Regions from separate parts of the Homo sapiens genome. Here region 2 is linked to region 1. A link is a contact called in ENCODE Hi-C data. All regions are on one chromosome and are shown on one strand. Each heading gives the region's core, a stretch centred on a gene start or an enhancer-like site at or near the end of the contact. The rest is flanking DNA. Distances are from core to core; before and after follow the strand shown. Region 1 overlaps GRIK4 (glutamate ionotropic receptor kainate type subunit 4). Region 2 has its middle 75 kb from the start of SC5D.

Evidence for each region. A loop is a pair of places that touch in the nucleus more often than their neighbours do. Pooled maps may share reads with other maps.
Region 2: a pooled map shows a loop between it and region 1 (6-fold over the local background). The contact joins two enhancer-like sites. A Hi-C loop is called at or near these places in 2 of 37 single-sample maps with no recorded cell type and 4 of 50 pooled maps.

Annotation. Positions count from the first base shown.
Region 1 is chr11:120,924,038-120,928,599 of GRCh38, forward strand. The region is part of intron 13 of GRIK4 (glutamate ionotropic receptor kainate type subunit 4); the gene reads left to right. Among named protein-coding and RNA genes, the nearest start is that of TBCEL, 98 kb to the right of the region's middle. RefSeq lists a silencer at 2,093-2,192. Within about 2 kb of position 2,079, at least 2 of the 41 ENCODE cell types and tissues checked have a DNase peak (open chromatin) inside an H3K27ac peak, as active enhancers do.
Region 2 is chr11:121,365,439-121,370,000 of GRCh38, forward strand. No RefSeq gene overlaps it. Among named protein-coding and RNA genes, the nearest start is that of SC5D, 75 kb to the left of the region's middle. RefSeq lists enhancers at 2,018-2,117, 2,158-2,257. Within about 2 kb of position 2,198, at least 7 of the 41 ENCODE cell types and tissues checked have a DNase peak (open chromatin) inside an H3K27ac peak, as active enhancers do.

The DNA.
Region 1 (4,562 bases), core at 829-3,328:
AGTCTTCCCCCTGGGCTTTGCCTGGTGTTCGCAGCAGGCAGAGTTGGCTCCTCTGGGAATTTCACAATCTGTTAAGCTGTTTGTGCCAGACGAGGAATCTAGACTCTTCTTCATCCAAATGAGAATGAAAATCCATGAAAACATCCAGATGTGCATTTTACCCCTTCTTGAATTAGAAGCCACCCAGATGTGTAAAGAGAGGTGCACAGGAGGTTGGCCAGGCCTGAGTGTGGCTCCCTTGCGTGTGTGAGGTCACCGCTGTAGCAGTCGGTACCGTGGCAGCAGCCCTGGCTCCCCTTCCAGGCTCCTCACCACAGAGTCAGCAGAGCGTTTAGTGGCAGGCTCAACAGTGGCCATTCTCCTACTTGGGAAAATCACTTAACTTAAAAAAATATATATTGAAATAGACATATAGAAAAGTGCACAAATCGTAAGTGACAGCTTAATGAATGATCACAAAGAGGACATCCCTGTGTGATCAATCACTGTCCGGATCAAGAAATATACCCTTAGCGGCATCCTGAAGACCCCCTTGTCCCCACCCACCTCTTTCCTGTTTCACTCTCTACACCTTTCGTCTGCCCAAAGGTAACCATTATTCCAAATTTAACACCACATGACTTCTTGAGTCTCATTCTCCTCATCTCTAAATAGGTTACTGCCAACCTTAGACGTTGCTGTGGGTCTCAAGAACGATCTGTGAAAAAACAGTTTTGGGGTATGACTATTGATGGGCATATGAGCCATGTCAACAAGTGGGACACCTCTCAGAAAAAGACCAAATACACCTTTATCACCCAGGAAGAGTGGCCAGAGGTTCAGAACAATGTCTTCAGCTCTCTTCCTCAAAAAATGGCAGGGATTCCTGAGAAAATGCCCTGCTGCCCTTTGCAGTGGTTTCAACGTGTGCACATACTGATAGGAAATGAGAAGGGGCCAGATGCTGTCCACTTTGTGGATCCAATTGGTCACATCACTGCTCACTCCCTGGGGAGGTGGGGCAGTTCAGGGCTGGTCTCTGAGGCAGAGCTGGGGCCTCCATTCTGTCTAGCAGGAGCTGTAGGGGATGGGGTGAAAAAGTGGGAACAGAGAAGGAGCACAGGGAAGGCCTCTAGAAGTTCTCTATGGCTGTGGGCGATGCCCACAGAAGTTGGTGGTACTTTATTTTACCCAACAAAAACAGTCCTAATAACAGGCCCGTGAATCTCACCATTCCTAATTACAGGGCTGACAAGTGGGAGGGAAAATGAAAGGAAGACAGCGCCGTGAGCTGGTGGCACTGTCGGGCTCCTACAACAGCAGAAACCTGTCGCCTGGGCTTGCCCAGGCCAGCTTTACACAGGCCCCCGATCACGCCTGGAACCCATAGCCTCGAAATAAGTGTAGGGCTGGCTAGGCCAGCACAAGCCCTTGCTCATTAGTTCAGGTCTGCAGGTTGGATCCCCATGTGGACCAGTTAGCTTTGCCCGTTGTCAGCGACCCAGAGCTTAACCAGCTGTTTTGGCAGCCAGCAGGGATGGGAGACAGGCAGAAGAGGGTGGACTCACTGGTGAAAATTCAGTGCCCCTTGTCCCATGGCCTATTGGTGACTGTATTGTGGGCCAGAGATTTTTATCAATAAAGGGTGCATTTGGGTTAGAAATGAGCATATCGGCCAGGCGCAGTGGCTCACGCCTGTAATCCCAGTACTTTGGGAGACTGAGGCGGGTGATCACCTGAGGTCGGGAGTTCACGACCAGTCTGGCCAACATGGTGAAACCCCATCTCTACTAAAAATACAAAAAAAATTAGCCAGGTGTGGTGGTGTGCGCCTGTAATCCCAGCTACTCAGGAGGCTGAGGCAGGGGATTTGCTTGACCCCAGGAGGTGGAGGTTTCAGTGAGCCAAGATCGCACCACTGTGCTCCAGCCTGGGCATCAGAGCGAGACTCCATCTCAAAAAAAAAAAAAGAAAGAAAAAAAAGAAAAAGAAAGAAAAGAAATGAGCATATCTTCCTGAAAACTCAGATAGGATTCAATTTCTTTTCTTGATTCGACATGTAAATTGTTGGTCAATCTTCAGAAAGTCAGGTGTGATGGTGGTGGTAGTAGTGATGTGAGGAAGTGAAACTTAGGCCTCTCTGGGCTTTGCCACATACCATAACCTGCCTGGACCTAAGCTCTCAGTTCCCTTTCTCTTTCACACCTCAACTATATAAACACTGACATCTATAATGCATATTAGTTTTTTAATCATGGGATTTCTTTTCACTCCCTTCAATACCTACATTGAATTTTCTGAAACAATAATTTTAAAAAATAAATAAAATTGAAGTGAATCCTTTAAGTTGCAACAAAATAATAAAGGCTGACACTTCTGGAACATTCCCTATGTTTCAGGCACTGTTCTAAGTGCTTTTTGTGTATTCATTAATTTAACCTCCCCAACATACCTACAAAGTATGTAATATTACTAACCCCATTTTCCAGATGAGGAAACTGAGGTACAAAGAGGTTAAGTAACTGGCCTAAGATTATGCAGTTAGTAAGTGGCTGAGCTGGCCCTAGAGGGTGTACCCTTGGTCAAAACATTCTACTACAAAATCGTTCCCTCAGTTGAGAGCCAAGGATAGAGAATAATGTTAACTGAGCTCCTCTTTCTTGGATTTGTCTATTCATTCATTCAATCATGACTTCATTCAACAAATATTTATGTAGTGCCTGGCACATGGCAGGTTCTGGACACTGGAGATGTATGATGACTAAGGCAGACAAAGGTCACTCCTTCCTGAAGATGGCACTCTAGACAATCAACAGGTAAACTGGTAAATAAACAAGACAATTTCAGGTCATGATTTCCGCTGTGAAGAAAATAAAGCAGTATAATGAGCCAGAGTGTCTCGAGGAGAGGGGCCCATTAAGTGGGCAAGTAGGGAAGGCTGCATTGATGGCATGGTGCTTGAGCTGAGGTCAGAACGGTGAGAAGCCAGCTGGGCCATGGCCAGGGCAGAGCATATGTGGAGGGGAAAGAGTAAACTCCAAGACCCCAAGGTGGAAAGTGAACTTGTCATGTTCAGAAATCAGGATGGGGGTTAGCATGACTAGCTAGACTGTGGTGAATGGGCTGCCGTATCACCAACGCCTGGTGGGCCACGGTAAGGAGTTGGGTCTTTATGAACTTGGAAGTCTCTCGGTTCTTTTCCTAGGTCCACATACACCCATGGTCTGAGGATAGCATTGAGAGTCCACAAAACTAGAAAGGAAGAATTGGCCGGGCACAGTGGCTTACACCTGTAATCCCAGCACTTTGGGAGGCCAAGGCAGGCTGATCACTTGAGGTCAGAAGTTCGAGACCAGCCTCGCCAACATGGCAAAACCCCATCTCTACTAAAAATACAGAAATTAGCTGGGTGTGGTGGTGCGTGCCTGTAGTCCCAGGTACTCAGGAGGCTGAGGCAGGAGAACTGCTTGAACCTGAGAGGCGGAGGTTGCAGTGAACCACATCACATCACTGCCCTCCAGCCTAGGTGACAAAGTGAGACTCTGTCTCAAAAAAAAAAAAAAAAAAAAAAAAGAAAGAAAGAAAGAAAGGAAAAATTAACATCTATATATTTTTCTAAGTTCAAACAGAAATGTAATATTTCCTTCAATTATGAATGTGGTCAACAAAGCTTCATGGTATTAACCACACCTGTGACTTTGTCACCAATGGTATTAATTTAGTGTTGCTGTTAGACACACTTCCAGCTCTTGTTATGTAAAGAGGCACAGATACCACTATAGCACAAAAAGTGTACACATATTTTGATAACTGAATTTCTATGTAGTCATTTTAAAATATTTTAAAATAAGAGGTTAACAGGTATCAGCAGACTGTTAAAGAGGTCCATGGCATAAAAAAATATTAAGAAGGCAGGCCAGGCATGGTGGCTCATGCCTGTAATCCTAGCACTTTGGGAGGCCGAGGCAGGCGGATCACCTGAGATCAGGAGTGTGAGAGACCAGCCTGGCCAACGTGGTGAAACCGTGTTTCTACTAAACATACAAAAATTAGCCGGGCATGGTGGTGCACAACTGTAATCCCAGCTACTCGGGAGGCTGAGGCAGGAGAATGGCTGGAACCTGGGAGGTGGAGCTGCAGTGAGCCGAGATCGCACCACTGCACTCCAGCCTGGGAGACAGAGCAAGACTCCGTCTTAAAAAAAAAAAAAAAAAGCTAGAAGGCGACACGGAGAAAAATGGCATCGTCTGCTTTAGCTTTCCCAAAGACCCCTCTGGCTGCAACGGGAAGAGGGGATTGTAAGAAGCAGGACCTCACATGAGCTCTGTTTACACAGGGAGTTGAATTTAACCCTCACCACAATCTTAAGAAGTATACATTATTTTGCCTATTTTAGAGATGAGGAAACTGAAGCTCAGATTTCTGGTAATTGCTCAGCTGGTGAATGGCAGAGTCGGGATTCAAACATGCATCTGCCTGACCCCAAAAAGCAAGAGGATTGAGGATTCGTGGGCCAGTGAATAGAAGCCTGTAACAAGAGGGTCAAGGGTAAATAGTATCTGCTTGGCCTCTTGAGTCAGCTT
Region 2 (4,562 bases), core at 948-3,447, 440 kb after region 1:
ACACAGGGCTGAGCAGATGGTAGCTCAGTTGGGGTTAGTTCTCACCCTCCATCCTTAGGAACAGGATGGGCTGAACATGCTTGCAGTGGGACGGGTCTGGGAAAACAAAGGACTGAAGATGACAGGAGGCCTGGTCGCCAGCCAGAGCTTTTCTCCAAAGATGCTGGCTCTTGCCCCTCACACCCAATCTCACCTCCACTCCGTAAGACACAGGGATGTAATGTCACCTGTCTGCTCCATTGGATGAGGTAGCTGAACTTCAGCTTCCTCATTAGTAAGGTAGAAATAGCAATAACTTGGCCGCTGAACAGTTGTGAAGATCAAATTGGCGTTAAAAATGCTTGGCCCAATGCCTGCCATCCAGTAGGAGCTCTGTAAACGGCAGTTGAAAGGCAGTATCTAGCTGGTTTTAAAAACACCTTCCTTGTCTTTGGAATTGTCAATCCTTTCATTCTGGGTCCCTCTTCCACTTCTTGGTGTACTTCCTCTGCTTATCTGCCATAAGGCCTCTTCTTTCATGTTGCCAAAAGCTCCCTCTTCTCAGTCCCTGACCAGGTCTGCTGTACCCACATCACCCCCTGTCCCCAAATCACCTCCTGCCCTTCTCTCTCTTCAGAATTCTGAACACTTGCTGAATTTGATCTTAAGTGCTAGAACTGTAGGGTTTCACATCAAGTGCATTTTAAAGAGACCACTTGTTAATTGAAACAAATGCCCGTTTAGTGGAATTGCAGGGCTGATGATCTCTGGCAGTAAAATAATATACAGTGCGCCAACAAGGTCGGGCAGAGGAGTGTTCATGACCCTTTTAATTGCACTGAGCAGACTGCACCATGCTTCTCAACCCTGCCCATGCTGCTAAATCATCCTGAGAACTCTTAAGAAAATACAGATTCCTTGGGTCCACCCCAGACTTTCTTACTCAGAATCTCTAGGGATGATGAGGAGGACAAAGACCCAGGTGACAACTTCACTTGCTTTAAAGGTTAAGCGGACGCAGGCTGCACAGCCTGGGATGAGAGCTGCTCTCCTTCCCTACCAAGTGCTGGGGTTGTACCCAGCAACTGGGTACCTCAACTTTGAGAGAATCCTGTCAGTACAAGCCTGGCGTCGTGGAGAACACCTTTCCCTCCTAGCTCGTCCTAGATCTCCAATGCCGCTGCCCTGGTGACGAGGAAACACCTTCTCCACTCCTACCCTCATCAGCACAGACTCCATTGCAGCTTCTGCCCCAACAAAACACATACAGGCAAGTCTTACTGAATGCATTATATATTTAAATAAGTGTTAGCGTCCATTATTTTACTGAATCATCGCAATTAAATGAGGTAATTACTATTATTATCCTCATTTTACAGATAAGAGAGTGAAGCCCAAATTAATTAATATACCTAAAGGCACATAGCTAGTAAGTGGTAGGATGTGAACCTAGGGTGGTTCAAATCCAGATTCCTAATTCTTAACCCCAGTGCTTGGTTGCCTTTACATTCTTAGCCACGCGGCCTCCACAAATTACTGCGTCTTCTTTGTACCAGAGGCAACTGTTATGTTGTGTTTTGGAATTCTCCACATTCTGCCCTCTGAGGGCTGGAGACGGATCAGCAGCTTGTAATCCATCAACAGCTTGGAGACTCTTTCTCTAGCAATAAAATCATAGCTCCCACTCCCTGCAGGAAGCCTTCAAGACACAGCTCTCGGGTTCTGTCTTCCCTGGCTCTTGAAACAAAGCCGTTGAAGTGGCTTCCTCCAGGCTCACAGCCAGGCAGTGGTCCACTTGCTTTCTTAATAGGATGGCTGGGGCCCTAATCCTCCAACACATCAATCAAATGGCAGTCAACTGGAACAGTTCATATAAGTAGACACTTTGTACTGTCCTTCCCTTGGTCTAGCCAAATTTGAACTCCTAAAAAGCTCTGAAAGAGGATGGTGCATATCAACTGTACTCAGAATGGTGCTTCTCAACCCTGGAAGCATTTTCAAGTTAACTGAGAAGCTTTTTCGAAAATATCAATGCCTGGGTCCTACTACCCAAGCCTTGAGACTTAATTAGACTGGAATGGAGCCAAGTACCCAGTGATTCTGAAAGCCCAGCTTTAGGACATTGCTGCGGGTCAGCTGCTACGAATATCTTCTAAACTTTGCAAGATGGTTTTCTGTCCCCCTTGGGAAATTTAAGTGGCCTTTTGCCAATGAGAAGGAGGTAACTGTTCATTTTAAAAGAAGCTACTTTCACTTTCCCTTCCACATGTGAGACAGAGAACCCCTGTGGACTGGTGTCTCATGAGAACAGAAACACTCCAGCTGAAACCAGAATGGTCTGCCTTGGTCGTCATGGCTGAAAGACCTGTACTGAGGGCGTGAAGCAGAACCCCCTTTATTAGCCAGAAGAATGAGTATAGAAATGGTAGGCTCTGGGGGCTGGATTCTGGTAATTGGTCCTATTGGATGGACTATCTTCGGACATTCCAGAAACAGAGCTGTCCCCAAAATCTTTAGAAAAAAAAAATGTTGTCACTCTCCCCTGTAATTCATTCCTTGGTCTCACAATACTTGGAATCCAACAATTTTTTTTTTCCCACACTTAATCCAAATGCATCCTGTTGCAATTAAACTTCAGTTGTCTTGCTTGTCCTTGTTTAAAACAAAGGACAGCTGTTCTCACTTGCACAAAGCTCTTGAGGACTGAGCAGAGGATGGTGATAGAGGTAAATACAGCATTGTCTGACCTTGGTTTTGAGTAAACGCTCAGGTAAAATTTTTCTCTCCCTCCAGTATCCTGAGGAGCTAAACAAAAGGGCATCTGAGTTGAAGGTCCTAGATTTAATTCCTGGAATGAATAATGGAGACTTGGGGTTATTTGTTACTGTTGTTCATCTCCAGTTTCTTCATTTATAAAGTTGAATAAAATTGTATTAAGGAAAAGCCACATCTAATGAAAAAATCATCCTCATTTGCATTCATTTTCACTGCTCCTCCATCCACCTCCCACCACCAATAGCTGCACCTGAATTTCCTGAACCAAAAGGAAGGAAAGATGAAGCCAGTGTGTGAGCTGACTGTTTTCTGTAACCTACAGAAACTAGAACAATGTGAGCAGCACAAGGCTGTTGCATTGAAGGTCTGGGAATTTTTTCCAAGAGACAAGTTTGGATTGTTTGTGGGTTGATGAACTGAACAGAGGTAGTTATCTGAGAATCTTAGGGGACTTACCTCAAGTGTCATGTTTCTGTTGGTTTGTGACTGTGCAGTCTGTGTTAACTGCTTTGCCGTCGTTCCCAGGACTTGGAAGGAAAAAAAAAATCCAACCTGCTTGGTGGCTAATCATTTGAAGAGAAGTCTGCAGTCTGTTAGGCAGAATGTCTCACTTCTTTCCCCCTCTGCCCTATTGCCATGCTATTGAGCTGTGTGTCTCTTTCCAGTTTTCCCCGTTGGGCTAGCTCTGTTTTCAATGTTGTCTTCGGCAAATTACCAAAATAGAATTTATGATTCATTGACCCAAATTATGTTCCCACTGACAATATCTGCAGAAATTCTGTTCAACAATAGCTTGCTGACTTTACAGAAAACACACATCACTCCCTGGAGTTCACCCGCCCCAAGAAGACCAACAAAAAAGCAAATTAAATCTTATCTCCTCGGAAGTCCTTGATGAAGAACATCCTGGTCTTGGCAATTCACTGCATATTTTCAAAAAGCGTTCAGAAAGCAAGATTGTTAGGGTTTTCTGTGAATTGCAGTTTAATCCCGAGGCATATATGAGAGACCACTCTGTATGAACAGCAACCTTTTATTTTCCCCTAAACCACAATGCTGACATTAAGATCCTAGACTTACTCTGTGTTCTGAGCACCTTAAGGCATCACAGGCATTTATCTCAGTGGGTAATTATCAATCGAGGCAAATGACGAGACAAGCGTCAATCATTTTGGGAAGTTTATTTGCCAAAGTTAAGGACTCACACTCTGGAGACAGGTCTATGCCTTTTCTCTGAAGATAATTCTGAGGGCTTCAAATTTAAAGGAGAAAGGGCAGGATATTGAGAAATACACAATTTTCATGTAGGAGGGGGGTGGGGGAAAATAGTCATTCATGCCTTTGTCTTGCTCAGTGAATCTGCATTTTTACATAAAATAACATAGATAATAAGGCAGAGGAAACGATCAGATCTGCCTTTGTGTCAGGTGGGCAGAAAGGATGACTTTGAGTTCCGTCCTATGTGGCCCTGCACCTGTGAAGATAAGCCATCGATTTGCATTGTCCTGGTGAATTTTAACAGAAATGCTTTGGGGTGAAGATCTTGGAGGCCACAAGGAATTTCCCTGTGGGCAAAGTATGAAGGAGGTGTGTAGCTTTTCATCTTGTAGTCATCTTATTTGGGAACCAAAATGGGAGGCAGGTTTTCATGGCCCAGTTCTCAGCTTGATTTTTCCCTTTGGCTTAGTGAGTTTGAGGTCACAAGATTTCTTTTCCTTTCACATCCTCCACCCCCAGCTTTTCTTTAAAATCTTTTGGAGAAAGCATTTTTAGAAGGAAAATGTGTCTCTGATCTCAGGTTGCTTTTC